4 separate regions of the Homo sapiens genome follow, and all the other regions are linked to region 1. Evidence: chromatin contacts called from ENCODE Hi-C or POLR2A ChIA-PET data. All regions are on one chromosome and are shown on one strand. The core of a region is the stretch at or near the end of the contact, and the rest is flanking DNA. Distances in the headings are between cores, read along the strand shown. Region 1 holds the start of CRLF3 (cytokine receptor like factor 3). Region 2 has its middle 25 kb from the start of MIR4733. Region 3 has its middle 120 kb from the start of GOSR1. Region 4 holds the start of RNF135 (ring finger protein 135).

The links. Hi-C counts contacts between places; a loop is a spot of excess contacts on that map. ChIA-PET counts read pairs that join two places held with the same protein, here RNA polymerase II (POLR2A). Pooled maps may share reads with other maps.
Region 2: a pooled map shows a loop between it and region 1 (2.5-fold over the local background). The contact joins the enhancer-like site here to the promoter of CRLF3 in region 1. A Hi-C loop is called at or near these places in 3 of 50 pooled maps. POLR2A ChIA-PET finds 5 or more read pairs at or near these places in 3 of 52 experiments (T-cell, activated CD4-positive, alpha-beta T cell and activated T-cell).
Region 3: a loop to region 1 is called in a map of heart left ventricle, with 7 times the contacts of the local background. The contact joins the enhancer-like site here to the promoter of CRLF3 in region 1. A Hi-C loop is called at or near these places in 4 of 168 maps with a recorded cell type or tissue (OCI-LY7, chondrocyte, heart left ventricle and 1 more), 15 of 37 single-sample maps with no recorded cell type and 16 of 50 pooled maps. POLR2A ChIA-PET finds 5 or more read pairs at or near these places in 1 of 52 experiments (Caco-2).
Region 4: a loop to region 1 is called in a map of CD14-positive monocyte, with 4 times the contacts of the local background. The contact joins the promoter of RNF135 here to the promoter of CRLF3 in region 1. A Hi-C loop is called at or near these places in 4 of 168 maps with a recorded cell type or tissue (B cell, CD14-positive monocyte, GM12878 and 1 more), 21 of 37 single-sample maps with no recorded cell type and 17 of 50 pooled maps. POLR2A ChIA-PET finds 5 or more read pairs at or near these places in 8 of 52 experiments (A549, B cell, MCF 10A and 5 more).

The regions. Positions count from the first base shown.
Region 1 is chr17:30,821,465-30,829,114 of GRCh38, reverse strand. It overlaps CRLF3 (cytokine receptor like factor 3), which reads left to right and starts at 4,423. Exons shown (of 8, transcript NM_015986.4): 1 at 4,423-4,592. The coding sequence starts at 4,464. RefSeq lists an enhancer at 4,130-4,424 and a silencer at 4,132-4,511.
Region 2 is chr17:31,065,551-31,073,200 of GRCh38, reverse strand. No RefSeq gene overlaps it. Among named protein-coding and RNA genes, the nearest start is that of MIR4733, 25 kb to the left of the region's middle. Within about 2 kb of position 4,705, at least 13 of the 41 ENCODE cell types and tissues checked have a DNase peak (open chromatin) inside an H3K27ac peak, as active enhancers do.
Region 3 is chr17:30,595,590-30,603,239 of GRCh38, reverse strand. It overlaps the pseudogene SMURF2P1-LRRC37BP1 and the pseudogene SMURF2P1. Among named protein-coding and RNA genes, the nearest start is that of GOSR1, 120 kb to the right of the region's middle. RefSeq lists a silencer at 2,479-2,958. Within about 2 kb of position 2,844, at least 40 of the 41 ENCODE cell types and tissues checked have a DNase peak (open chromatin) inside an H3K27ac peak, as active enhancers do; they include OCI-LY7 and heart left ventricle, where a contact is called at or near this core.
Region 4 is chr17:30,965,281-30,972,930 of GRCh38, reverse strand. It overlaps RNF135 (ring finger protein 135), which reads right to left and starts at 1,892. Exons shown (of 5, transcript NM_032322.4): 1 at 1,486-1,892. The coding sequence starts at 1,857. RefSeq lists enhancers at 1,077-1,326, 1,355-1,916, 2,017-2,266, 1,917-2,478, 2,547-2,606 and 1 more and a silencer at 1,397-1,936.

The DNA.
Region 1 (7,650 bases), core at 3,174-5,673:
TTTCTTCAACACGTGTAATGTTTCTCTAGGATTCACATCTAGAAATGGGATTGTTGGGTTATATACGGTGTTCTCTAGTGCTTTTTATTCTTCTGAGTTACAAAGCATTTAAACTGCATTAAGTTGTTAAGCATTTCCACTGAGTAGTTTTAGATACATAGTATTTTACCAACCCTTATTTAGGAGCTCATGGCTTTTATCAATTTTAATCTAAATGAACTCTCACATGGTAAAGCAATTCACAGTTTACAGAGTGCCCATGTCATTTCAGATTATCTTCCCCATGTGTCTAACACCTACTTTTAAAAATCGTTATTGTTGTCTGGGCGGGGTGGCTCACGCCTGTAATCCCAGCACTTTGGGAGGCCAAGGCAGGTGGATCACCTTAGGTCATGAGTTCAAGACCAGCCTGACCAACATAGTGAAAAACTCATCTCTACTAAAAATACAAAATTAGCCGGGTGTGGTGGCGCACGCCTGTAATCCTAGCTACTCAGGAGGCTGAGAATCACTTAAACCCGGGAGACAGAGGTCGCAGTTAGCTGATATCGCGCCACTGCACTCCAGCCTGGATGACATAAGAGTGAGACTCTGTCTCAAAAAAATTAAAGAAAGGAAGAAAATAAAGAAAAAATATGGGTGGGGCATGGTGGCTCAGGCCTGTAATCAGAGCACTTTGGAAGACCAAGGCAGGGAACTGCTTGAGCCCAGGAGTTCTAGATCAGCCTGGGAAACATACAGAGACCCTGCCTCTACAAAAAAAAAAAAAATGTAAGGCTGAGGCCGGGAGCAGTGGCTCACAACTATAATCCCAGCACTTTGGGAGACTGAGGCAGGTGGATCATCTGGAGTCAGGAGTTCAAGATCAGCCTGGCCAACATGGGGAAACCCAGTCGCTACTAAAACTACAAAAATTAACGGGAGTGGTGGCTCACAGCTGTAGTCCTTGCTACTTGGGAGGCTGAGGCAGGAGAATTGCTTGAACCCGGGAGGCGGAGGTTGCAGTGAGCCGAGATCGTGCCACTGTACTCCAGCCTGGTTAGCAGAGCAAGACTCCATCTCAAAAAAAAAAAAAAAAAAAAAATTAAGACTAGGTGCAGTGGCTCACACCTGTAATCCCAACACTTGGAGGCCAAAGTGGATGGATTGCTTGAGGTTAGGAGTTCAAGACCAGCCTGGCCAACTTGGTGAAATCCCATGTCTAATAAAATACAAAAATTAGAGCCAGGTGTGGTGGCTCACGCCCATAATTCCAGCACTTTGGGAGGCTGAGGCCGGCGGATCACAAGGTCAGGAGTTCAAGGCCAGCCTGACCAACATAGTGAAACCCCGTCTCTACTAAAAATACAAAAAATTAGCTGAGCGTGGTGGCCAGTGCCTGTGATCCCAGCTACTCAGGAGAATGGGGCAGGAGAATCGCTTGAACCAGGGAGGCGGAGGTTGCAACGAGCCGAGATCATGTCACTGTACTCCAGGCTGGGTGACAGTGCAGGACTCCATCTCAAAAAAACAAAAACAAAAAAAGAAAACACAAAAATTAGCTGGGTGTGGTAGTGGGCGCCTGTAATCCCAGCTACTCTGGAGGCTGTGGCAGGAGAATTGCTTGAATCCAGGAGGTGGAGGTTGCAGTGAGCCGAGATGGTGCCACTACACTCCAGCCTGGGCGACAGAGGGAGACTCTGTCTCAAACAAACAAAAAAATTAAAGAAGTGTCTGGGTCTACTGGCAGGTGTCTATAATCCTACCTACTAGGCAGACTGAGGTGGGAGAATCGTTTGAGCCCAGGAGATCAAGGGTGCAGTGAGCCCTGATTGTGTCACTGCACTCCAGCCTGTGTGACAGGTGACAGGCAAGCCCCTGTCTCAAAAAAAAAAAGCTGGAATGAAAGGTGGAGTCAGAGAGCAAAAAATTGTCAACTATGTGTCCAGTACAGTTAGGAGCGTTCTTTTTTTTTTTTTTTTTTTTTTTTTTTTTGAGACGTAGTCTTGCTGTGTCGCTCAGACTGGAGTGCAGTGGCACTATCTCAGCTCACTGCAACCTCTGCCTCCTGGGTTCAAGCAATTCTCCTGCCTCAGCCTCCTGAGTAGCTGGGATTACAGGTGCGCGCCACCACCAAGCCCGGCTAATTTTTTGTGTTTTTAGTAGAGATGAGGTTTCACCCTGTTAGTCAGGTTGTTCTTGAACTCCTGACCTCGTGATCCACCCACCTAGGCCTCCCAAAGTGCTGGGATTACAAGCATGAGCCACCACACCCAGCCCAGTTAGGAGCTTTCTGAGAAGAGGTTGGAGACAGGAGAGGGAAAAAGCCTTTGCTGACCAGATGACCAACGTATTCTGATCTGAATCCAACTCTCTGGTTATAACTTGATTTTCCAGCTATTGTGATTTTTTTCAACAATTATATTCCTGTTGTAAATAAATAAATTGGCAAGCTGCTTAGTTTGTTTCTTGTGAGTCTTATTAGCAAGAGTCTGTTCCCTGGAATCCTCTGGGTACACTTGAAAAGTCAGTTCTGGACCAATGTGATGCCATGGAGATATCTCTGTAAAACTCTGTCTGATGGCTAGCTGACATCTACTTCTAAACCAGTTTCCTCGAGAACATTTACTCTTTAGGAATTCATGCTCTAAATTTAAAAACAATGCATCTAAAAATGTCAAGTCTAGGGGTAAGCAGTTTTAGAATATTTCCTTCAATTTTCTTATTTGTTTTGTTTTTGGGTATAGTGTAGATATGTTAGATACACACTTCTTGCCTTCCATCAGACTAAGAAAACAAAGTTGAATGAGACCAAGATTCATGTCCTGGTTTTATGGAAGTTTTCCTTGTAATTTTACTTATTTATTTATTTATTTTTATTTTTATAGACATAGGGTCTTGCTATGTTACCCAGGTTGGTCTCTAACTCCTAGGCTCAAGGAATCCTCCCACCTCAGCCTCCTGAATTGCTGGGACCACAGGAGGGCGCCACCACCCGCGGCTAATTTTTTTTTTAAATCTTTTTGTAGAGAGGAGGTCTCCTCATGTTGCAAAGGCTGGTCTCAAACTCCTGGGCTCAAGCAATCCTCCTGCCTTAGCTTCCCAAGATTACTGGTGTGAGCCACCATGCCCTGCCCATAAGGTTTTATTACATACAGTCACACCTATTGTGACAGATACCTTCCGGTCTGGCAAGCCCAAGCCCAGCTTATTCACTACGGTCCTTACAGATAACACTTGCCAACACCCTTCTTGGACTTGTGCCAGAATTGCTGTCCTGCTGGTCATCTCTTGGGCCTCTCTCTTGGATCCCCCATTCGTCCACGAGCTTCTGGGTGGTGACACCTGGGTTTTGTTGTTGTTTTTTGAGACCGAGTCTCGCTTTGTTGCCCAGGTTGGAGTGCAGTGGCACAATCTTGGCTCACTGCAACCTCTGCCTCCCGGTTCAAGCAATTATCCTGCCTCAGCCCTCGAGTAGCTGGGATTACAGGCGCCCACCACCACACCCGGCTAATTTTTGTATTTTTAGTAGAGATGAGGTTTCACCAGGTTGGCCATGGCTGCTCTTGAACTTCTGACCTCAGTGATCCACCCGTCTCGGCCTCCCAAAGTGCTGGGATTACAGGCGTGAGCCACTGCTCCCCGCTGACACCTGGGTCTTAGTAAATTCCCCTAAGGCCTGCTCTGCTCTTAAGGACCAGGGCTTTTGTCATCAGATCTGGGCTCAAATTCTGCGGCTTGGAAAAGTCGATTCGCTATTTTTTAAAATTTTTAATTTAAAAAAAAGTATTTTTTATTTAGAGACAGGGTCTCGCTCTGTCGCCCAGGCTGGAGTGCAGTGGCTCCATTACAGCTCACTGCAGCCTCGGCCCCCGGGCTCAAGCGATCCACTGGGACCACAGGCGTGCTCCACTACGTGTTGCTAGTAGTAGCAGTAGTAGTAGTAGTAATAGTAATAGTAGTAGTATTTTTGGTGAGAGAGGGTTTCGCCGTGTTGCCCAGGCTGGGTCTCGAACTCCAGAGCTCAAGGGATCCGCCCGCCTCGGCCTCCCAAAGTGCTGGGACTGCAGGCGTGAGCCACCGCGCCCGGCCGATTCCCCCCTTTATCCCTCAATTTCCTCATCTGAGCAATGGAGATACAGGTAGGGCTGAAGGTCAGGCAAGAATGCGATGAGCTGTGAGAAGCACTTGGCAAGGTGCGGGTTATCAACCTTGCCAGGCCTCAGCACGTTTCCCAAGGAGGCCCAACCAGCGGCGCTGTGCCGCAGCACGGAAGAGGCGGGGTGAGCCGCGGGGCGGGCGGCGCTGGGACCCGGACGCCACCCGCGCGAGGCGCCGCCGTGCGCCCGTCAATCAAGGTCGTCGTGGGGCATGGGGCGGCGGGGCTGGGCGGTGCTTCCGCCTGCGCGAGGCCGCGCCGGGCCGCTTGGAGGCGCCCGGTGCAGTCGGGAACCCGCGCTAGGTTTCGCCGGCCGCGCGGCCAGATGAGGGGGGCGATGGAGCTGGAGCCTGAGCTGCTGTTGCAGGAGGCCCGCGAGAACGTGGAGGCAGCGCAGAGCTACCGGCGGGAGCTGGGTCACCGGCTTGAGGGGCTGCGTGAGGCGCGGAGGCAGGTCGGAGGGCCACACCCACAGGGGCGCTGTGGGCCCGGGGGTGGCGCGGATGCCGGGCGAAGGCTGGGAGGGCTTTGAGGGGTGGGACTGTCCGAAAACTCTGGAGTAGGGAAGAGGCATTCATTTGAAAGGAGACCTAATGGAGTCTGGGAACGGGGAAGGTGGGAGTTGGGGAGGTCGTAAGGGGAAGTTTTGGGGGTGGAGGGAGGGTGTGAGGAGCGTTCACTAAACTGTGGGGCAGCGATGGGAGTAGCGGTGGCCTCCGAAGTTTGGGAGAGTGAGGGACCAGAGCAGAATCCGAGGGGGTCATGCGGGTAGTGATGAGTCGGGGGAGGAGGAGACTGGTAAAAAACCTGCGGTGGGTAGGCGGGGAGGCATTGATTTTAGAGAGCCTGAGGAAGAGGTGGGACAGTGACCTGGGAGAGCTGAAAGTGGAGACAAAATGGATATTGGAAGGGGAGGACTAAGGGGCGAGAGTGAGGGAGAGGTAGGGATTGAGAAGCAGTAGCATTTGACAATAAATGCGGTTAATGCCTGAATAATATGTCATACGATCTTGAATGCTTTTTAAAAAATCATTTAGAGTAATCCTGTTCTAGAAGGTTTAAAATTTAAGGTGAAGGTGAAGCTATGTTGGAAGAGCAGAAGGAAAATGATTTCCTTTTCCTTGAGAGAGGGAATACAAAGGTATAGAGAAATGGAAAAATAGATTTTAAGAGAGGAGTGCTGAAAGGAAAAGCTAAATATAATTTCAAGTGGTGCAGTTATCTGTTTCACAGGGCAAGAGTTATCAAAGATACAGGAAAGCCATATGGTTTCTCTATACCCTCGAATATATATAGAAAAAGATATAACCCGCTGCCAATTGGCGATAGGACGGATAATCTTCAGAGTACTATTAACGCAACTGCTTAATAAGTGCTTTTTGAGTGAGTGGGATTCCATCTGAATTTCTCTGGGTCATACTTGATATTAATCTAGTTGGTCGTCTTAGCACTTCCTTGCTGCATATAACCTGAAAATGGTAGAAAAGTGCTGTGCTAACAGTGTCTTTGGATATTCTCATCATTAACGACTCAACATGTTTTGGGTTTTATATATATATATAAAACATATACAAACATATATAAGTATGTATATATATAATCTGTTTTTTTTGAGACGGAGTCTGGCTGTGTCGCTCAGGGTGGAGTGCAGTGGCACTATCTCGGCTCACTGCAACAACCTCCGCCTCCCGGGTTCAAGCGATTCTCCTGCCTCAGCCTCCTGAGTAGCTGGGATTACAAGTCTGCGCCACCACACCCGGCTAATTTTTGTATTTTTAGTAGAGAGGAGGTTTCACCAGGTTGGCCAGGATGATCTTGAACTCCTGACCTCGTGATCCACCTGCCTCAGCCTCCCAAAGTGCTGGGATACAGACGTGAGCCACCGCGCCCGGCCGGGTTTTATATATTTAAAAATATTTGTAAAGCCAGTGTAGGCCAGACATCATTTGCATTTTAGTGGCGAAACCGGAAGCAGAATCTAGATATGATTATGCTGATTTGGTGAATACTTTTCAAGGCCTTTCAATGCACTCATCTCTATTTCTCTTTGAAAATATCTGCATTATTCCTTCTGCTATTTTGAAATAGGGACTCTAGATGTAAGACATTGTATGAAAAGAAAGATATTAAAATACCATCTAACATTTCAGTCAGTTAAGATGTATTCTATATGACCATGATTATTGTTTTTGTATTAGCAATTAAGAATCAGAGTTGACACTAAATGAGTGAGTTTAGCACCTGGGAGTAATTAATTTCTCTTGATATTGGATGCATTAAAAAAAATCGTGATTACACCCTAGATGGTTCAGTATTCAATTTTCAAACCTGTATTTTTTCAATTTTATATCCAACAATTTAAATACAGGACATGCTTTTCTGTGGTTTAGTTTATTATGAGCTTTGTTTTGTTTTGTTTTTGAGGCCCATTGTCTTGGGCTTCAGACAGAAAACACTAAATGAACATCGATCACAATTAGGTTCCTGATGACATTGCCTTCTGACTAGACTGAGTAATAATGTAGTTCTCTTTTGTGAGTGTGAGTCTCTTTTGGGAATGTGTTTTGTGCCAGTGGCAGTTACAACAGCATCTCTCGAAGCTAACTCTAGTGGATTGTGCATGTTTGGGTTTGTGGCATAAGTCCTCTGTCAACTTGCATTTTAAGGAAGGTCTATGGTACAAAAATATTATCAAAGTAAGCAGCTGCTTTTGTTTGGTGGTTTGGATATTTTTAGGGTTCCAGTCATTTTCAGAATAACTGTAAAATATATGGCACTTTAGTCAAGGATTTTGCATGGGAGAAGCATGAGAAGAGCAGAGAGGAAGGGATGCCACCTGTCGTCTGTATTTTTTACTTGCTGATTTTATATCTTTTTGGCAGATGATTTCTTTTCTTTTTTTTTTTTTTTTTTTGGCGGGGGTGCGGACAGGGTTTTGTTACGTTTCCCAGGCTGGTCTCCAACTCCTGGGCTCAAAAGATCCTCCCACCTCTGCCTTCCGGTGATGGAATTACAGGTGTGAGCCACTGTGCTGCCTGGCATGTGACTTTTTTTATTGAGATATAATTCACACACCGTAAAAGTCATGCCTTAAAGTTTACAATTCAGTGGTTTTTAGTATATTCATAGAGTTGTCCAACCATCACCAGTGTCTAATTCAAGTATATATTCATCACCCCCAAAAGAACTCCTTAGCTGTCACTCCCATACCCCCTGGCAACCACAAAACTACTTTGTCTCTATGGATTTGCCTATTCTGGTCATTTCATATAAATGAACTCATACAGTATGTAGCCCCTTGTGACTGACTTCTTTGACTTAGAATAATGTTTCAAGGTTCATTGATGTGGTAGCATGTAACAGTACTTCAAACCTTTTTATGGCTGAATAATTGTTATGTGGATATACCACATTTTATTTATCCATTCATCAATTAATGGACATTTGGATTATTTCCACTTTTGACTATTATGAATAATGCTTCTGTAAAGAATTTGTAGACAACTTTTTGT
Region 2 (7,650 bases), core at 3,456-5,955, 240 kb before region 1:
AAGGCGTGAGGATCACTTGAGCCCAGGAGTTAGATACCTTGCAACAAAGCAAGACCCCATCTCTACAAAACATAAAAATTAGCTGGACATGGGGGCACTCACCTGTAGCCCAAGCTACTCAAGTGGCTGAGGCAGGAGAGTTGCTTGATCCCAGGAGTTCAAGGCTGAGGTAAGTTATGATCACACCACTGAACTCCAGCCTGGGCAACAGAGCAAGACCCTGACTCAAAGAAATTATATATATATAAAATATATATATATTATATATAATTTTAGAGCATATATTTGGAACAAAATATATACTTTTGCAACATGTACATATAATTTTGGAGCATACTGCTCTGTGTGCAAAAAAGAAAATGTCTTAGCTCTGTGGAAGCCAGTCCAGGTTAGCTGCTATGTTTATACCAAATACCAGGAGGTCCAGGGATTTGCTGGGCCCTGTTCCCTGTGGGCCTCAATTCAACAGGATGACACAAGTTTAGAATGAAATTAAAGCATGACTACAATGCCGTTGTTTTTATGTTTCTTTTTTCTTTTTCTTTTTTTTTTTGTTTTAATTAGAAACAAGAGGTAGGAGGATGCTGAATCAGGTGCTCCTTTGAAAGCATTTCCCATTCTATAATTTACTGGGTTCCACATACTATGGAATGTTTGAATTTATAACTTTTCAAGAACTGTCTGTATATGTTTAATGTGTATACATTACATTGACAAAGCCAGTTAGTCCAGCCTTTGTAATCACAATAAGATGCTGCAGGGCTCAAATGGTGGGGAAATAACTCCCACCTTGGAATGTTAATTGCACTTGCTTCTCAGCCTGGAGGCTGAAAATGCAGCAGGATCATTGTGCAACACTACATGTCCCATCTTGTCTGACTGGCTGTAGCTTTAGAAATGAAGAAAGAGAAGAAAATAATTTAAGTTTTGCCTAGAGTTAAGGTTACCTTTTTTTTTAAAGCATTCCTCCTTCCCCTTTCAGATAAAACAACCCATATAGACTGTACCAGATATAGAGATTTAATGCTTTTTCTGTTCTCTTCAAAGATAAAATTTTCAGTGGACTTTTCCACTTGGTGCATGTCCTATGCTTGGCTTGTCACCTTACATCTGACACAAAGGTAATATAACCCAGGATTGGTGAGACGTACCCTCTCCTTTGCATTCCACATTCAGAAGATCTCATTTCCATTTCCAGTTACACAAATATCAGAGTCCCACTGTGGGTAAAAAGTCTTCCAGAAGTGGTAAACCCAGATTAGATAGTCAAGCTGCTCCTAGAAGATAAACTAAAAATAATAATTAGTAAAGCATTAGCAGTATACTAGCTGAAAGCACAGACTTTCATTCAGACAGAGCTGAGTTTGAATCCTGGCTTTTTACCACCATGAGATGTGGGGTGAGTGAATTAACCTCTCTAGTCCTTTGATGTCTTCACTTACAATCCAAGGATACGAATAGTACCTACCTCATAGGGCTGCTTTGAGGATTAAATGAAATCATGCTTATAAGATATTAAGTGCTACAAAGCACTGGAAATTGCTAGCCATTATTCTCATATAACTCTCATGATTACCATTACTTACAAATTGCCTGAAATCGATATGGTCACTGTGGCAGATTCCACGAATGGGTCCACACAATATCTGCTTTGACCATTTCTAAAACCTACAGTGTCTGGACTCTTTTGTAGCTAGGGTTCTGCCTATGACCCAGGTTCTGCCCAGCAGATGCCTATGTGCTCCAGGAAGATGAAGGTCATTTAAGTGAAGTGGCAGCACATGTAGTTGGGTCCATCTTTTTGCAGACATGACCGTGAAAGAGCCTTGAGAGAAGCCTCACTGTCCAGCCCCCAGCATCACAGGTATTGAATGGTGAGCAGCAGCAGTGGGGCTTCTGTGAGAACAGCCCTGTTTATGGCTGGGCATTTCTGCTGGGGTTGTTTCCGGCTGTGTGGTATCCTCACCTGTTTCTCTGGCACTGCTGGAAATCCCATAAGCTACCTAATACCCTGCTGTAACCCCTTTCTATTGAAACTAGCTAGAGTGAATTCTGTTGTCTGCAACTAAGAACACAGTAATTATCAAAACAATCAATACAGTAACTATCAGAATAATCCTTATTACTATAGTATAAAGATTTCTTTTTTTTTTTTTTTTGAGACAGAATCTTGCTCTGTCACCCAGGCTGGAGTGCAGTGGTGTGATCTTAGCTCACTGCAATCTCTGCTTCCTGGGTTCAAGCAATTCTCCTTCCTCAGCCTCCCGAGTAGCCGGGACTACAGGGGCACACCACCATGCCCGGCTAATTTTTTGTATTTTAGTACAGACGGGGTTTCACCATGTTGCCCAGGCTGGTTGTGGACTCCTGACCTCGTGATCCGCCCACCTCGGCCTCCCAAAGTGTTGAGATGACAGGTGTGAGCCACTGCACTGGTCAAGATTTCTTTATTAGTCATATTCAGGTTACTAAGGGATAAATAAAAATATGTATAAAAACCTTTCCCTTGGCCAGGCGCAGTGGCTCATGCTTGTAATCTCAGCACTTTGGGTGGCTGAGGTGGGCGGATCACGAGGTCAGGAGTTCAAGACTAGCCCGACCAATATGGTGAAACCCTGTCTCTACTAAAAATACAAAAATTAGCCGGGCGTGGTGGTGCGTGCCTGTAGTCCCAGCTACTCTGGAGGCTGAGGCAGGAAAATAGCTTGAACCCGGGAGTCGGAGGTTGCAGTGAGCTAAGATCACACCACTGCACTCCAGCCTGGGTGATAGAGTGAGACTCCGACTCAAAAACAAAACCAAAAACAGAACCAAAAACAAAAAAACTTTGCCCTTGCCTTCAAAATATATTTATCCTAAAATATACCGAATGAGTTGAAACCTGTTTTGTTTTTGTTTTTGTTTTTTAAAAAAAGCTTAATTTTCTTTGGCAGCAGAAAGCCTTTTCTAAGGAACTAGCAGAATGAGCTAATTAAACTTGAAGCTTTACGGAAAAGAATCCTCACTTGGGTCTTTATTGAGGATGACAGGCAAGCCTACCTGGCAGTGTTCTCTAGAAATTATAATGGGAGAGTTGAAAGGTGAGCCAGAAAGCCAGTTTGTGTGTATAAGTACTTGGCTCGGTAGGTTGTATATAGGCACTAATGTACTTACTTATAGGATGGTACCCAGGGGAGTGCTCAATTACAATGAGAAGAATGCCTTGAAAGAAGTAATTAACAAGAGCATTGGGATATCTCTCCAGACAGATTTTGAATTAATGAAAAATTACTGTGTGATGGGTACAGCCCTGGGTGAAGTGTGGTTTCAGTTTTACCAGTGTTCTTATCTGTTTTCATTGTCATTAGTAGTTTTAAAAATATAACATCAAATTCTTTCTCCTTAGAAAGACTGCTCTTTTTTTTGAGACAGGGTCTCACCCTGTCTCCCAGGTTGGAGTGCAATGTTGCAATCTCAGCTCACTGCAACCTCCACCTCCCAGGTTCAAGCGATTCTCCCACCTCAGCCTCCTCAGTAGCTGGAACCACAGGCGTGCAACACCACACCCGGCTAATGTTTTGTATTCTTAGTAGAGATGGGGTTTCACCATGTTGCCCAGGCTTGTCTTGAACTCCTGGCCTCAAGCAATCCACCTGTCTTGGCCTCCCGAAGTGTTGGGATTACAGGTGTCAGCTATGGCACCCAGCCATGGACTGCCGTTACGGTGTGTTTTTTGAGCGACTGTGGCCCCATTGGCCACTCTCTTGTCATTTTTATTCAATGCCTAGTTTCCCATTTTCTCCCTTATATCTTTCTGGCAAAATGTAATAACCTGTTCAAAGCAGATCAGAGAACTTCTCACAATGCTAACAGGCAGAACGGTCAAGTGCTTAAGGTACTTATTGTCTGTCTTCCTCCATAAAAAAGGACAGAAAATGCTGGACCTCTGGCTTAGTCTGTCAGTTGGTATACTAGTTTCCTATGGCTGCTATAACAAAATGCCACAAATTTAGTGGCTTAAAACAACACAAATGTATATCTTATAGTTCCGGAGGTCAGAAGTCCAACATCAGTTTCACTGAGATTTAGCCAAGTGTTTGCAGAAATGGCTCATTCTGGAGGCTTCAGAAGGGAATACATTTCCTTACCTTTCTCAGTTTTGCAGGCTGCCTGCAGTCCTTGCCTCACAGCCCCTGCCTCACATCACTCCAAGCTCCTGTTTCCGTGAGCACATCTCCTACTCATCACTCTGACCCTCCTGCCCCCTCTTATAAGGACCCTTGTGATTACATTGGCCCCACCTGGATAATCCAGGGTTGTCTCTCCATCTCAAGATCCTTCATATAAATCACATTTTCAAAGTCCCTTTGTCATATAAGGTGATATTCACAGATTCTGGGGATTAGGGATTACTCAGCCTACTACAGGTTTCAGGAAAGCAAGTTCTAGCTTTGTCAATCAATGAGGACTCAGAGGTTACATAGAGAAATGATGAGGAGATCAATAAAACCAACAGGCATTTGAGATACAAGGCAAATATCTGGTTATCTTGCTGTCCTCTCAGCACAGGTGCCTTTTGCTGCAGACTCTAGACTTCTACCTTTATTGTGACTGTCTTTACTTCCTCTCTGTCTGACTGATGATTCTAGTATTTCTAGCAGTCAAACTGAGTCAGCCAGAGCCCATCCTGTAGAGGGCGCCCCTTTTCTGCCTGGCTCTTTTACGAGGACATCTCATGGCTGCTGTCTAACCTACAGATGGCAGCTTTTTCATCAGTCACTAATCCTTGGTCCACTCAGCTTCAGCCAGGAAAGCTGGGCCACAAGACACAAAATGTGTACAGGAACCACGGGCCTTTGTCTCTGAAAGGCGCTGGGAAGTTGCAACAATTCAGAGATTGTTAGACTCTTCTCCAAAACACTGTCAGTGACCACAGAGTTTGGGCAAAATTTTTTGCTTCCTGATTTTTGAAACTGGGATGCTTGTAGGTGCTTGTTAAAAATGGATTTTGGTTAATATTTACAAAATATAGTATTCCTAAGAAATCAAATTAGAAGGTCCAAAAATAGAGTGCTTTGGAAAGCAAAGGCTTGTCATGATGGCCTGTAGTCTAATCATAGACTCTAATTACAGGAAAAGATACACATGCAACAAAGGAAGTCTTCTAGGTCAAAGGTCTTTATGGTACTTCAGATTATATAAAGCAACACACTGGAATTCCCAAGCTCTGAGTCATCCATGAAAAAAATATTTCATATGGCTTCCAGGACACTGAGTTGAATTCAGACACCATTTTATAAACGTCTACTCTCTTTGATAGAGGAGATCTAGGAAAGGAGAGAAGTAATCTGGAGCATAGCACAGAATTAAACTGACTTTTCTTTAATGGAGTCATAGAGCCTGTTACACTGTGGATTCTTGGATCGTGTCAGATAATCATAGATTGAGCCACTGGATTAGTCATAGCATGAATTTCATAATCACCATATAATTGACACAGACCTTTAAACAGTCCTTTTTCTCCTGGAAGCCAGTTTTTTGCTGGAATTAAATGAACTGACCCTTTCTGCAGAAAATGGAACCAACTTTTCACTTCGCTCACCTTGGCAGTAATTAGGAGCTTTCTAGGAGTTAGCACTCCTCCTCGCCAAGCTGTCCAAGTGGAAACAATCAGATTATCCTTAAGAATGCAAAGGTTGGGCCGGGCGTGGTGGCTCACACCTGTAATCCCAGCACTTTGGGAGGCTGAGGAGGGTGGATCACGAGGTCAGGAGATAGAAACCATCCTGGCCAACATGGTGAAACCCCGTCTCTACTAAAGTACAAAAAAAAAAAAAAAAAAATTAGCCGGGTGTGGTGGTGCGTGCCTGTAGTCCCAGTTACTCAGGAGGCTGAGGCAGGAGAATCGCTTGGAGGCAGGAGAATCACTTGAACCCAGGAGGCGGAGGTTGCAGTGAGCCGAAATTGTGCCACTGCACTCCAGCCAGGCGACAGAGCGAGACTCCTTCTCAAAGAAAAAGAATGCAAAGATTCTCTCTCCAAGTGGGAGACCAGAGCAAAGGTAAAGGGGAAAATATTTAATGTTCAGGCTGTGAAGAAAACTAATTAACTGATTGTACTATGTGTATTTCCACTTCATAAACACCAACAATTAATTAAGCCATTATACAGCTCAGGCACATCTAACTCTAGCTTGGACTCTGGAACCAGAAGGACCGCTCAAATCCCAGCTTGGCCACTTACTAACAGTGTGATTTTTGGCAGATGGGACCGACAGGGGTGCATGTTCCATGGGAATGTTGTGACAATAGCAGATGAAATTCACATGGCAAATTATGTGAGTGGGAACCCTCACTAAGCCTTACCTACTTTTTGTTAATCACTGTTTACTCTCACCATTCCAAATCTCTAAGCCCTATCCAGAGTCATGTCACAATCAGAAGCCACCTCAAACCACCAGGCTACCCCTCCCTTCTTTGAAACTCAGTTTTGGAATCTTTTTTGTACTTATTTGGGCTTTCCAACCTTCCAGGAACACTTTTTTGTTTTTTTTGGGGGTGGGGGATGGAGTCTCTCTTTGTCGCCCAGGCTGGAGTGCAGTGGCGCGATCTCAGCTCACTGCAAGCTCCACCTCCCAGGTTCACGCCATTCTCCTGCCTCAGCCTCCCAAGTAGCTGGGACTACAGGTGCCCACCACTACGCCCGGCTAATTTTTTGTATTTTTTAGTAGAGACAGGGTTTCACTGTGTTGGCCAGGATGGTCTCGATCTCCTGACCTCATGATCCACCCACCTCGGCCTCCCAGAGTGCTGGGATTACAGGCATGAGCCACCGCACCCGGCCACCTTTCAGGAACATTTTCTAACACTTAAACTTAAGTCTGGAGTTTGGCTTTTGATGATATCTTCTCCTCCCCTATGTTCTAAGCAACTTTCTTTTATTCAAGAGTTTCCTTCATTCTTTCTCTCCAATTTTTCATTCCTGGTCTTCTCTTTCCCCAATTTTCTCTCTCCAAGGCCAGAGATTGAAGAGGAAATTCCCATCAAGTTTAGAAAATGTGAAATGTGTTCAGGCTCGGGGAAGGAGAAAGAGAAGAAATCATACCTTTATGATTCCTTTCTTTTCCCCCAACACATATAAGTTCAGCCCCTGGTAAATAATTCCCTTCCCTTTCCTGGTCTGTAGTTTCTCAACCTTCTTGGAATCTCCTTTGAAAATATAAATATTTCCTTCCATCCCTCACCCCAATTTTATTCAAAACTTCAAAATAAATGTGATATGACTAAAAACATATTAAAACAATGGTCATCTTAGAATATGCCTATCCAGACTACACAAGCACCCTGAGAAATGTGAAATCTCTCCCTTGGCCCCCTCTCCACTCCCAGGCAGTTGCCAATCACCGCCTGGGTTTAATGATCTTCAACAGAATGTGCTCTAAATTGTCGAGTTTCCTGGCCAGAGCTGGCTCTTTGGGTGTAAGCTCCCAAAACTGGTGACCATTTCTATCTAATTCTGTTTGTGTTTCATCCAGAATAGCAGCTTGTCATATAAGCACTTAAGTCTGATTCCTGATACAGATTTCTTGGCAAATATTGGGTATGGTTAAGAGACCTTGTTCTGGAGTCATGCCACACACAGGACAGCTACCTTTCATGGCCTCTGCGGCAA
Region 3 (7,650 bases), core at 1,595-4,094, 220 kb after region 1:
GTCTAAAGGTATGCCAAACATTTCTTAAGGTCTTAACAAAGAATCAACTTTTTTTTTTTTTTTTAAACAAAATGAGGCCTAGGTTAAGTATTTTATTTGGCTTCTCAAGATGGACTGAGAAGTTGGGCACCAGCTCCAGACCAATTCCTGGACGCACATCAAACACAGCCCTGTCATTTATCCTGTCAGTCAAAACAATCTTTTCCATCTAACCCTTTAATGTTTATGTCCTAAAAAGCTGCTAATTAAATCCAGCTCTTGAGATCTATTTGCTAAAATATATCCCATCTAATTTGTAAATGATGAACAAAAATGAAAAAAAAAATGTTCGCTTTCCTGGCAAAACAGAAGACTCCACTATAACCAAAGGAGGAAGGACAATGTTTTTAACATTTGTCAAATTTTAAGAGAAAACTATTCAGAGACAAATAGTTGTAAGAAACTCAGAGTACCTCAAACTGTTTTTCCTATTAAGTGGACACAGGGTATTTAAAAAATCCTCAGAAAAACCTGAAACAAAATCACTCTATAAATGTAGTTCAATATTCCCTCTTCCCCTAAAATATAAGCATAATCTTTCCTCTTAACAAACTTTACTTATAAATTTTTATAATGTATCATAGGCAGTACAGAAACCACAGATAAACACTTTAAGATCTACTGAGTCATACTAAAAACCTCAACTCATTTTATCTGCAGAAAATCAAAATCCCTATTTTTTCCCTCATTTTCTCTATGTAGCCTTGAGGGAAGTAAATGGAAACAGCTTATTTCTGATGCTTTCTGCACACCTGGGATCGCATGTTCTTTCGATGATCACTGATTCCAGATAGCAACAGATAAACTCTAAAGCAACAAAGATCCCCTAAAAAGGTTTCCATTGACTTCTCCCAATATAAGGACATTGAATGGGGGGGAGTAGGGGGAAATACAAGTATCCTCCAATCCAGGTTTTCCATTAAGAACCACTCAGTTAATGATTCCCTGCATTTTTCCCTAGGGAAAGCAAAACTGTCATGAAGGTCGTATATTATTTAAATTGCAGCCAACAGACATTCGAGATAAATTCTCAAATACCAAATTCACTGCAAGTTTTCATCTAGCTGTACTGGGATGTGACACACAGGCATTCAACCACAAAATTAGCTCAAATAAATCTCAAAGTCTAGTGTGGACAAACATAATTACAGTTTATTCGTACACGTGCACGCACACACAAATCCTCTACGGAAAATTATCTTTCTCACCACTCATCGGAATATAAACGTGGACAATTTATCAGGGGTAAATGGTGAAGGTAGGATAACGTCGTGATTTCAATTCCTTTTCAAACCAAATACAAGTTTTCCTAAAATGGGGGTGACATGTCCATGTAAGAATACCAAAAATGGCACTGTAAGCAAAAATGTACCTGTAATGTTAAAGATTTCATGCGCCTGGAATCATAAACACTTTGTAAGTGTAGTCTTCTATCTAGCAACCCCTCCGGACATTATTTTCCATTTAGAAAAAGGAAGGGGGAGGGTGGGGAGAGTAAGAGAAAGTTTGCTCTAAAGTTTGTATGAGCACATAGTTAGAAAAGTACCCCCTACCCGCCTCCAAAAGTGTGTTTTTAAAGCAGGTCTGGAGTTAGAAGTGACACAAGTTCTGCGGCCTACAAGGTACAACCCCAAACATGCCACCCTACAATCAGACACTTCCAAAACACAGTGTACAATGAGCCCGAGCCGTCGGATCAGACAGGCACATGGGAAAAGTCAACCTCAGTCTCCTCTCCTCAGAGAGACCTGAGTTTAAGGTGTGCGGCCCCGGCAACGGTGGCCAGAGGCGGGGAGTAAAGGTTTTGCAAGCGGGCATAAGTGGGTGTGCAAGGTAACAACCCGGGAACACACACGTACACCCTCCCGTTAAGCGCTCCATCTTTAAGGAGTGTTTACTGCGCGCAGTCTGCAACCGGATTCAATAATCCCCTTCACGAGCCCACCTGGGCCGTAGCCCAGGGGCTGCTGCTCCCCGAGCCCCGGGAGGCAGCGTCGGGCTCCTTGACCAAGACTTTTCAGCCCGAAATCCGCTGCGATGCGAACGGGTGTATCCTCCCCTCCACAAAAGACTACCCCGCCTCCCCGAGTCATCCTCGGCTTTTTAAAGAATGTCCAAACCAGAGCGAGTGGCTTTCCAATTACTCTCCCTGAACTAGGCCTTCCTACTCCTCCGACCCCCAACTCACCATTGATCGCGATCCTGGCCCTTCCCAAGTCAACAGGTACCCCGCGCCAGCTCGCCCACCCGGCGGCTGCCCAGCCCGGCCGCCGCTCCCCATCACCTGTCGGGCGCAGTCTGACTGGCCCGTTCCTCCGGCTTCAGGGGTTGGACATGTCCCCGGCGGCGGGGTTGGCGGGGGCGGCGGGCGGGACGGGGACAGGGGCGACGTCGAAGCGCGGCGGAGTCACCACAGAGGCAGGGGCTGAGGCCCGAGCTGCCGGCGCTGCGACCGCCACGGCCGGAGGGTCCCGGATGTGGCGAGCGTCGTCGTCCTGAGCCGCTGAGCTCCCCGCTCCTCCCACTTCTCCTTCCTTGGTCCGGGCAGCACAACTAGGCGGCAGCCGGCCGCTGGCGCCCCAGCCGTCTCCTCGCGGCCTCCGCGGCCTTTCCCTCCTCTCCTCTAGGCTAGGCCCAGTAGCCGACGGGGCTGGTCGGCTGAGGCGGGCGGTGCTCGGCGGCGCCGGAGCAGGACTCTGGGCTCGGCTACTCCTCCTCCACCCGCCTTTTTGTCTGAGGGACCCGGGACCTGGGGCTGCCGCCACCACTGGTCGGCTCCGGGGGACTGGGAGGAGACGGGAGTTGGGGCCGTTGGGGCCGGGCGGGGCCAGCGGGCGCGCGCAGAGTACCCAGGGTGCCCCGGGCTGGCACCGGCCGTCAGGGAGTGGGTGAGGTGCCGCCGAGGGTCTCACGCGGAACGCGCGCAGGGAGCAAAGTGGCAGCGGGGGCGACAACTCTGGCACCTGGAGGGGCATAGTGTCCGGTCCACTTAAGGAGAGCTTTTGTCCAAGCAGGGCCGACTGCATTTATTAGACGCCCACTGCGTGCAGAGCGCTCCTAGAGGCTGGGGCGAGGAAGGTTAGAACCGAGTCCGCTGCCCGCTGGGAATCTGGCGTCTCTCGGGCGAGGGAAGAGACAGCATTCCCACGCCAATGGTTCCAGCAAAGCCCCAGGACTGCTCTGCTCCTGGTCTTGTAGTTGACACCTCCATCGGAGACTCACCTGGGGGAGGCGATCGGGTTACCTGCCGGCTCCTGCTCTTTTCAGGTGCAGCCAAGGATAGGGAGATGATAACATCTGAAAGGATTAACAAGATAAACCTTGGAGAGTAATGTATGAAGGGTTGTTCATACACTGCTGTATTTAGTTATCTCAGGAGGAGAAAGAAAATTTCTTTTTAAATGTGTACCTTATCCTTTGACCTTGTAACTTTACTGCTAGGATTTTTTTTTTTTTTTTTGACAGGGTCACCCTCTGTCGCCCAGGCTTGAGTGCAGTAGTGTGACCACGCCTCACTGCAGCCTCAACTTCCTGGGCTCTGGTGATACTCTCACATGAGCCTCTGGAGTAGCTGGGACCACAGGTGTGCACCACCACGCCCCATTAATTTTTGTATTTTTAGTAGAGACATGTTTAGTAGAGACATTTAGGTTTCCCCACGTTGCCAGGCTGGTCACGAACTCCTGACCTCAAGAGATCCGCCTGCCTCGGCCTCCCAAAGTGCTCTCAGGCTCGGCTCCCTGAGCCACCATGCCTGGCCCTATTCTTGACAAATAAATAATAGTACGGAAGATGTTCTTTGCTATATTCCATTAATAACAAAAGGAATGAGGGAACAGCATAATGGTCCATGAACCGCATGCTTTTTAATGCAGCCATTTAACTGACAAGTTTTATGAAGATCATATAATATGGAAGAATGTATATGTAATGCAAAGTTTAAAAACAGAATAGAAGTTGTATGCATATGCATGCGAAAGTATGTAGCACAATGTAAACTACTAAGAACAACAGCGTGGGAGATTTTTTATGTGATTCATTAGTTTTGCTTTAGGCTGTTATTAATGCAATTTTAAATGTTTTGGATTAATATATTTTAATCCTTATTCCATGCCAGTCATTTCTTTTAATGCATCAGTGTAGTCACCTCTCCAGATAGTTACCTCTGAGAGCATTTCATCAGTTTGGATACAGCCTTACAATTAAAGTAATCCAAAAAAGTATATGAAGTTCTAGACATCACACTAGAAATACCACAGATAGGCCGGGCAGGGTGGCTCACCCCTGTAATCCCAACACTTTGGGAGGCCAAGGCGGGCGGATCATTTGAGGTCAGGAGTTCAAGACCAGCCTGGCCAACTTGGTGAAATCCCGTCTCTGCTAAAAAAAAAAAAAAAAAATATATATATATATATATTAATTAGCCAGGCGTGATGGCGCATGCCTGTAGTCCCAGCTACTAGGGAGGCCAAGGCACGAGAATCGCTTGATCCCGAGAGGTGGCAGTGAGCCAAGATCACGCCACTGCACTTCAGCCTGGGCAACAGAATGAGGCTCCGTATCAAAAATAAATACATAAATAAATAAAAATAAAAATACCAGAGATAGTGCCAGCAATTCATTCAACAAATATTAAGTGGCTATTTTGTGCAGAACAATGAGCAAGGTCCTTTAGAAATGCTTCCTTGTACTACAGATATATACAAATCAATGTGAACAATAGCTGCTACCACAATTTAAGAGGCTGAACAGTGGCAAAAAACTTAGCAAACTGATGTACACATTCACATTTGCCTTATTTTTATGGCACATTCTTTGTTTCCAGCCACCCAACTAACATAATTTGTAGCTTTATATTAGTTAATGTAAGTTAGTATTTCAGAAGGTGATGGGAGACCTGGGGGAGACTGCTTGTTTTGAAGTTTAAAGCAGTACATTCAAAAATGTAAGTGACAGCATAGAAAAATGTATACAGGGTTAACATGCAGAGGTTTGTATTTAGGCTTTCTTGTAAGTTTAAATACTATTGTTTAAAACAAATATTCAGATAAGAATAACACTTTAAAACCATTCAAGGACTGGGCATGGTGACTCATGCCTGTAATCCTAGCACTTTGGGAGGCTGAAGCAGAGGAATCAGTTGAGCTCAGGAGTTTGAAACCAACGTGGGCAACATGGCGAAACCTCATATCTACAAAAAATTAGCCGAGAGTGGTGGCATGCACCTATAGGCCCAGCTACTCGGAAGGCTGAGATAGGAGGATCACCTGAGCCCACAGAGGTCAAGGTTGCAGTGAGCCATGATCATGCTACTGCATTCTGTGGGGGAAAGAAATAGAGATCAGACTGTTACTGTGTCTATGTAGAAAGAGGAAGACATAAGAAACTCCATTTTGGGGATCTAATTAAACTAAAGAGCTTCTGCACAGCAAAAGAAACTATCATCAGAGCGAATAGGCAACCTACAAAATGGGAGAAAATTTTCGCAACCTACTCATCTGACAAAGGGCTAATATCCAGAATCTACAATGAACTCAAACAAATTTACAAGAAAAAAACAAACAACCCCATCAAAAAGTGGGCGAAGGACATGAACAGACACTTCTCAAAAGAAGACATTTATGCAGCCAAAAGACACATGAAAAAATGTTCACCATCACTGGCCATCAGAGAAATGCAAATCAAAACCACAGTGAGATACCATCTCACACCAGTTAGAATGGCGATCATTAAAAAGTCAGGAAACAACAGGTGCTGGAGAGGATGTGGAGAAACAGGAACACTTTTACACTGTTGGTGGGACTGTAAACTAGTTCAACCATTGTGGAAGTCAGTGTGGCAATTCCTCATGGATCTAGAACTAGAAATACCATTTGACCCAGCCATCTCATTACTGGGTATATACCCAAAGGACTATAAATCATGCTGCTATGAAGACACATGCACACGTATGTTTATTGCGGCATTATTCACAATAGCAAAGTCTTGGAACCAACCCAAATGTCCAACAATGATAGACTCATTAAGAAAATGTGGCACATATACACCATGGAATACTATGCAGCCATAAAAAATGATGAGTTCATGTCCTTTGTAGGGACATGGATGAAACTGGAAATCATCATTCTCAGTAAACTATCGCAAGAACAAAAAAACCACACACCGCATATTCTCACTCATAAGTGGGAATTGAACAATGAGAGCACATGGACACAGGAAGGGGAACATCACACTCTGGGGACTGTTGTGGGGTGGGGGGAGGGGGGAGGGATAGCACTGGGAGATATACCTAATGCTAGATGATGAGTTGGTGGGTGCAGCGCACCAGCATGGCAGATGTATACATATGTAACTAACCTGCACATTGTGCACGTGTACCCTAAAACTTAAAAGTATAATAATAAAAAATAAATAAATAAATAAAAGAAACTCCATTTTGATCTGTACTAAGAAAAATTCTGCTGCCTTGTGTTGTGGGAAGTCAGGGACCCCAAATGGGGGGACTGGCTGAAGCTATGACAGAAGAACATGGATTGTGAAGATTTTATGGACATTTATTAGTTCCCCAAATTAATACTTTTGTAATTTCTTATGCCTGTCTTTACTGCAATCTCTAAACATAAATTGTAAAGATTTCATGGACACTTATCACTTCCCCAGTCAATACCCTTGTGATTTCCTATGCCTGTCTTTACTTTATTTTTTTATTTTTTATTTATTTTTTTTTTTGAGAGGGAGTCTCGCTCTGTTGCCCAGGCTGGAGTGCAGTGGCACAATCTCGGCTCACTGCAAGCTCCGCCTCCCGGGTTCAGGCCATTCTCTTGCCTTAGCCTCCTGAGCAGCTGGGACTACAGGCGCCCGCAACCATGCCCAGCTAATTTTTTGTATTTTTAGTAGAGACGGGGTTTCACCGTGTTCACCAGGATGGTCTCGATCTCCTGACCTCGTGATCCACCCACCTCGGCCTCTGAAAGTGCTGGGATTACAGGCGTGAGCCACTGCGCCCGGCCAACCTGTCTTTACTTTAATCTCTTAATCCTGTCAGTCGAGGAGGATGTATGTCACCTCAGGACCCTGTAATAATTGCATTAACTGCACAAATTGTAGAGCATGTGTGTTTAAACAATATGAAATCTGGGCACCTTGAAAAAAGAACAAGATAACAACAATGTTTAGGAAACAAGAGAGATAACCTTAAACTCTGACCACTGGTGAGCCGGGCAGAACAGAGCCATATTTCTCCTCTTTCAAAAGAAATGGGAGAAATATCGCTGAATTCTTTTTCTCAGCACGGAACGTCCCTGAGGAAGAGAATACACGCCTGGAGGTATAGGCTTATAAACAGCACCCCCAGGTGCGCCTGTCTCTTATGGTCGAAATTGCAGAGATGAAATATACTCCAGTCTCCCATAGCGCTCCCAGGCTTATTAGAAAGAGGAAATTCCTGCCTAATAAATTTTGGTCAGACCAATTGATCTCAACACCCTGTCTCCTGATAAGATGTTACCAATGACAATAGTGCCCGAAACTTCATTAGCAATTTTAATTTCGCCTCAGTCCTGTGGTCCTGTAATCTCACCCTGCCTCCACTTGCCTTGTGATATTCTATTA
Region 4 (7,650 bases), core at 643-3,142, 150 kb before region 1:
GGTGGTGCATGCCTGTAGTCCCAGCTACTTGGGAGGCTGAGGCAGGAGAATCACTTGAACCCAGGGGGCAGAGGTTGCAGTGAGCCAAGATCATGCCACTACACTCCAGCCTGGCAACAGAGCAAGACTCCATCTCAAAACAAAACAAACAAAAAAAATGTGGCACATCCACCCAATGGAATATCATTCAGCCCCATAAAAGGAATAAAGTTCTGACACATGCTACAACATGAATGAACTTTGAAAACACTATGCTAAGTGAAAGAAACCAGGCACAAAGGGACAAACATTGAACGATTCCAGTTATATGAAATATCTAGAACAGGCAAACTCAGATACAGAAAGTAGCTTAGATGTGAGCAGGGGCTAGAGGGAGGAGAAATGAGGAGTTACTGCTTAATGAGTACAAAGTTTCTGTTTATGATGATGAAACAGTTTTGGAAACAGAAGTGATAGTTGCACAACAGGAAATGTAACTAATTTGTCACTGAATTGTACACTTAAAAATGGTTAAAATAGGCGGGGCGCGGTGGCTCACACCTGTAATCCCAGCACTTTAGGAAGCCGAGGCGGGCAGATCACGAGGTCAGAAGATCGAGACCATCCTGGCTAACAACGGTGAAACCCCGTCCCTATTTTTTAAAAAAAGAAAAAAACATACAAAAAATTAGCCAGGCGTGGTGGCGGGCGCCTGTAGTCCCAGTTACTCGGGAGGCTGAGGCAGGAGAATGGCGTGAACCCGGGAGGCGGAGCTTGCAGTGAGACAAGATGGCGCCACTGCACTCCAGCCTGGGCCACAAAGCAAAACTCCGTCTCAAAAAAATAAAAGGTTAAAATGAGGCCAGGCGCTGTGGCTCATGACTGTAATCCCAGCACTTTGGGAGGCCGAGGCGGACGGATCATCTGTGGTCAAGAGTTTGAGACTAGCCTGGCTAACATGTCGAAACCCCGTCTCTACTAAAAATACCAAAATTAGCCGGGCGTGATGGCGCACGCCTGTAATCCCAGCTACTCTCGAGCCTGAAGCAAGAGAATCACTCGACCCTGGGGGGCGGAGGTTGCAGTGAGCCGAGATCACGCACGCCATTGCACTCCATCCAGCCTGGGCGACAGAGCGAGACTCCGTCTCAAAGAAATAAAGAAAAAGGTTAAAATGGCCAGTTTTAATGTTATATAGATCTTACCACAATTTTACAAGTTTCAGAGAAAGAGACCGAAGATCGATTGGGAAGAAGTTGAAATATGCCAAGCTGTGTAACAGCTAAGTTGACAAGCTTTCGGAAGATGGGGAATTTGTTTTTTTCTACTTCTTCATACTTTTATGAACTTTCCAAAGTGCCTCCGAAGAGCGGAACTCGACTTTTAGACTGAGAAAAGGAACGTAAAAGTAGAACGGCTGAGGAAAGGGGTTCGAGCCACATGGGAAAGGGTCAGGCGGCGGGCAGCCCGGGGGAGCCAGGGGAGCTGCGGGCCCGGCCTCCCTACCCGCTGCAGTTCCGGGCGGCGCCGGGGCCTCGCGGCCGCGCTGGAGAGGGAACTGGAGCCCGGGCAGGGGCAGTGGGCAGGGTCGGAGCCCGCCTGTATCTCGCGTGCGGCGCGGCGGTACTTGTCGGCCAGGTCCTGCAGTAGCGTGTTCTTCCGCAGGTGCGGCTGCTGCGCGGCGCCCTGGCGGCAAGTGGGGCAGGCCCAGCGGCGGGCGTCGCGGGCGCCCCACAGGGCCTCCAGGCAGTGGCGGCAGAAGCTGTGGCCGCAGGGCAGCGTGGCGGGCCAGTCCAGCAGCCCCTGGCAGATGATGCAGCCGAGGTCGTCCTCGGCCAGCCACACGGGAACGGCGGAGCCCAGGCCCAGGCCCGCCATGGCCAACAGGCGGCCGGGGCGCGGACGTCGGGGTTGAGCCGGGCGAGTCTCCTCAGGCTCCTCCCTCGCCCTTCCTCTTCCCCTTGCCCTCCTCCTTTTCTCGGCCGCCTTTTCTCCTCCTTCCTTGGCGCCACCCCGTCTCCTTCCTCCGATCCTGCTGAAAACAGACTTAGAGCCTCCAGTGCCCAGCTGGAAAGACAGAGCTGACCTTCAGTGGCGGCCTCTTGCCCTGGGAAACCAACATGCCGCGAGCTGCTAGAAACCCGCGGAGGTCTCCAAGATTCCCTTTAGCTGGATGTCCCTCCATTAAGATGCAGCACCGTTGGATGTCTTCGTCCGTTGGCTTAAAAAAAAATAAACAACAAAAAAGATGCAACACCGACAACTCTTGGGAGGAGAGGACTCCATTCAGCAGCTTATTTATGAGAATGAGCCCACGAAGTGTCATCCAGCTCCTCTAACAAGTAGCAGGGGATTAAAGATCACCGATGCACAGCCACAGGGAGCGTCCTCAAAAATGCTGATGTTCGGCCCCGCTCGCAGGGAGTCTGATTTCATTGTCTTGGGTGGAGCACGGGTATTTTGTAAAACCTCCCCCAGGTGATTCTGACGCGCATTCAAGGTTGAGTGAGCGAACCCTTGGCTTTTTAACTCGCAGGTATAATGCAGAGTTGTGCGCTGTGTCCTTACCGCCTTCTGCGGGATGTAAGCGCGTTTCCCAACAGACACTCGGACAAAATTCTAGAAAGTGTTTTCCTGAGAAGGCTCACTCACTCACTCACTTCGCATCCCAGTCCTAAACGCATTGCAACCAGAAAATGTTAGAGCTAAAAGAGCACCACGTCCTCCCAGATGACCCAAAGAGGTTAAAAAAAAAAAAAAGAGAAAAAAGAAAAACTTGCAGGCTCTCATGGTAACAATGAAGCGTCAGAGACTAAAACCCACAACTCCCCAATCTGTTGAAATGAACTAACAACGTCTCATGCTTTACTTTATCCTTTCTGGCCTGGGCTCAAAGTAGGTATCAGATAATACAAGTTTGTAGCCGACCTTTGGATCACTTGAAGTCAGGAGTTCAAGACCAGCCTGGCCAACATGGTGAACCCTCATCTCTACTGAAAATACAAAAAGAAAAGAAAAGAAAAGCCAGGCGCCCTGGCGCATGCCTGTAATCCCAGCTACTTGGGAGGCTGAGGCAGGAGAATCTCTTGAACCCGGGAGGCGGAGGTTTCAGTGAGCCAAGACTGCGCCACTGCACTCCAGCCTGGGCGACATAGGGAGACTCCGTCTCAAAAAAAAAAAAAAAAAAAAAAAGAAAAAAAAGAAAGAAAAGAAAGAAAAAAAAGCGTTTGTGGTTATTTCTAATACTGGAAGTGTCATGGAGTAGGCAGCGCTGCTCATCAACGTTTCCAGTGCTTTCCCTTTCTGGGCACATGGTAGGACTGGCACTTCCCTGACCCACTTGAAACACACAGAGGTAATATGTTACTTCCCACCAGCTTTAAAGGCGACTGAGCCGGCCATTGTATCCCTTTCTGCCAGCTGCCCCAATTATGGAGATGAAACCATCATCCGGTGACCTGGGTCACTGAGTGGCTAAGATGAGCAGACTCCCTGCCAACGCACCCTAGGATACGTAGTAAGAGGGAGAAGAAAACTAGGATGTATTCAGCTTACTGAGATTTAGTGGGTGTGTGCTGCTACAGCATAACCTAGCCTATCCTGACTGATGTATTACCTGGATCTTGTTCTAGAATCTCCGCATCGGAGTAAAATCGTAGTTTCTAAGAGCCTCTTTTTTTCTGTAAAACGGGCATGATACTAAACACTTAAACATGCTCAGATCTTCCAACTTAAAAAATGAAATCACTGGCGGGGCGTGGTGGCTTATGCCTGTAATCTCAGCACTTTGGGAGGCTGAGGCAGGTGGATTGCCTGAACTCAGGAGTTCGAGACCTGCCTGAGCAACATGGTGAAACCTTGCCTCTACAAAAAAAATACAAAAACTACCTAGACATGGTAGCGCAGGCCTGTGATCCCAGCTACTCAGGAGACTGAGGTGGGAGGATTGCTTGAGCCAGGGAGGTGGAGGCTGTAATGAGCCATGAGATCTCAGGAGGTCAAGACTGTGGTTAGCTGTGATCACACCACTTCACTCCAGCCTGGGGAAGGAGCTAGACCTAGTCTCAAAAAAATTAAAAATTAAAAAATAAAATAAAATCACCTTTGACCTGAGCCTCCCTGGAACCAGCTCTCCTCTTCTCCATTTCACAGCCAAGTTTCTGGAAAGAGTGAGTTAACCAGTAGTTTTCAAACTTTTTTCTTGGACACGCCCTAAAAGTTTTATGCAAAATCATGCAGTGGTTATAAGAAAGGGGGAAGTGGGGGCCGGGCGCAGTGGCTCACGCCTGTAATCCCAGCACTTTGGGAGGCTGAGGCGGGCGGATCATGAGGTCAGGAGATTGAGACCATTCTGGCTAACACGGTGAAACCCCGTCTCTACTAAAAAATACAAAAAAAATTAGCCGGGCGTGACGGCGGGAGCCTGTAGTCCCAGCTACTCAGGAGGCTGAGGGAGGAGAATGACCTGAACCCAGGAGGCGGAGCTTGCAGTGAGCTGAGTTCGCACCACTGCACTCCAGCCTGGGCGACAGAGCAAGACTCTGTCTCAAAAGAAAAAAAAAAAAGAAAGAAAGAAAGGGGGAAGGGGGAGAGTGGTCAGCTCTGGTAGTAAAAATATATTAGCAAATTCTTCATTTATATCAGATTTTTTTTTTTTTTGAGATGGAGTCTCACTTTGTTGCCCAGGCTGGAGTGGAGTGGAGTGGCACAATCTCGTCTCACTGCAACCTCCACCTCCCGGGTTCAAACCATTCTCCTGCCTCAGCCTCCGGAGTAGCTGAGATTACAGGCGCTCGCCACCATGCCCGGCTAATTTTGTATTTTTAGTAGAGATGGGGTTTCCCCATGTTGACAGGGTTTCTCCATGTTGGCCAGGCTTGTCTCGAACTCCTGACCTCAGGTGATCCGCCCACCTCATCCTCCCAAGTGCTAGGATTACAGAGGTGAGCCACCGCGCTCAGCCTACATCAGACATTTTGTCATTCTTGGCCGAGTGCGGTGGCTCATGCCTGTAATCCCAGGACTTTGGGAGGCCGAGGCAGGCGGATCATGAGGTCAGGAGTTCGAAAAATACAAAAAAAAATTAGCTGGGCGTAGTTGCAGGCACCTGTAATCCCAGCTACTCAGGAGGCTGAGGCAAGAGAATCATTTGAACCCGGGAGGTGAAGGTTGCCATGAGCCAAGATGGCACCATTGCACTCCAGCCTCGGCAACAGGGCAAGACTCCGTCTCAAAAAAAAAAAAAAAGAAATTTTGTCATTCTTTTATCTTTCTGAACTTGTATTTCCATTCCATTTCCTCCACAGAATTACATTCCAAAGCAATATATTTCATGCATGAAAGTCTTTTATCACTTTGTAATACTTCTCTACAACAAAAGTATGTATGTGTATTAAATTTTTAATTCTTCTTAACTTCCTGTGACAAAAAGGCTCTTGGTAAATTTTTTCCCCTGGATTTAATTATCAATATAATTACTATTAGCAGTCAAACAAAAGAAAAGTATGCTGCAATTTATAACTTTTATATAAATAAAATAACTTTTAAAGACAGTAAACATTTTATTGGAATGATAGCTATTAATAAGACAGATGGGCTCATTTCTTTCAAAAATGCATTTATGCCCAGGCACGGTGGCTCACATCTGTAATCCCAGCACTTTGAGAGGCCAAGGTGAGCGGAACACTTGAGGTCAGGAGTTTGAAACCAGCCTGGCCAACCTGGTGAAACCCTGCCTCTACCAAAAAATACAAAAATTAGCTGGGCATGGTGGCCTGAGGTCCCAGCTACTCCAGAGGCCGAGGCAGGAGAATTGCTTGAACTTAGGAGACGGAGGTTGTAGTGAGCTGAAATGGCACCACTGCACTCCAGTCTGGGCAACAGAGCAAGACTCTGTCAAAAAAAGAAGCATTTATCTATGAATGAACATTACTTAATGATAGACAAACTTTTGCAATAAATTCTATTTCTTTTATGTTTTTATGTGTGCCGAGAAATCTTGTTCACATGTATAAATAGATGACAAAATTGTCACTCATTTTGTTGAATACTTTTTGAGATATATGCAAAAAAGTCATATAGTGATAATCTCTCAATTAACAACTTGATTTGATTTTTCTTTAATTTTTGTTGAAAGCAAGAATTTGAGGTCGGGCGCGGTGGCTCACACCTGTAATCCCAGCACTTTGGGAGGCCGAGGCGTGTGGATCACGAGGTCAAGAGATCAAGACCATCCTGGCAAACACGGTGAAACCGCGTCTCTACTAAAAATACAAAAAAAAAAAAAAAATTAGCCAGGCACGGTGGCGGGCGCCTGTAGTCTCAGCTACTCGGGAGGCTGAGGCAGGAGAATGGTGTGAACCCTGGGAGGCAGAGCCTGCAGTGAGCCAAGATCGCGCCACTGCACTCCAGCCTGGGCGACAGCGAGACTCCATCTCAAAAACAAAAAAAAGAATTTGAAACACTTGTGTTACAAAAGTCGTTAGAAGTATTCACTTTAAAAATAAATAAATAAATACATAAAAATAAATAAAAAAATAAAATAAAATAAAAAAATAATAAAATAAAACTTAAAAATTAAATAAATAAATAAATAAAATAAAAATAAATTAAAAAAGATCAAATAAAAAAAGAAGTATTCACTTTCTCATTTTCTGGGTGTTATTGTAACGTGGCTGACTCCATCTTGCTGCTAGCCTCACAGGCTGGCTGTCTTCGCTCATTCCTGGGGTAGGCCAAGCTAACCGTGGAAGGAATTTAGTTTATAGTTTAAATTAGAAGCCAGGATGATAATAGTCCCTCCCTAAAACTAATCCTTTCCTTATTCAGGGGGCTGAAACCACCTTTGTAAAACCATTGAAAGGCCACAAAATTAAGTTTATGGGAGGGGCCTGAATTCTGCTGAGATGTTGACACAATTTCTATAATCCCTTACCTTCAGGAGTTATGTAGCCAGAAGTCACAAGATTTGTGGCTTCTTCAATTGCTCCTATAGATAACATCACTATTGTAGAATCTAAGATTGGTGGAGATGTTTTCCAGACTTACGCCACCAGGACTGGTGACTTGTGACTCAGTTGGCCATGTGGCCTCAACCAGAGGTGGACTCAGTTCATGAGGACGATTTTCCACACCCGTAATGACTGCATCCCCAACCAATCAGCAGCATCCATCCCCTAGTCCCCTGCCCACCAAACTGAAAAACCATAACCTCCAGCCTTTGGGGAGACTGATTTGACTGATAATTCCACTTCTCCCACATGGCCAACCTCACCTTAATGTTAATTAAACTCTTTCTTTACTGTTTTGCCTGTGCAGTGGGCAGGAAGAACCCGTTGGGTGATTACAGTATGCCAAAAAGACTTTGCCAAGGTTTAGCAAATGACTATCAATTAAAAGCAATTACACTTTAACTTAGAGACAGCTTGTTTACTGATATACTCAGAAAGGACTGGGAAAATTAGAATATTGTTTATTTTAATACACCATTGTCAATCTAATATTTTTTGGAAAGGTGCTTTTATGTTATGTATTTGAAATATATATACACACATACATATATGTATACATATATATATACATTTTTGGGTTTTTTTGTTTGTTTGTTTTGTTTTTTGAGACAGGGTCTTTGTTGCCCAGGCTGGAATGCAGTGGTGTGATCTCTGCTCACTG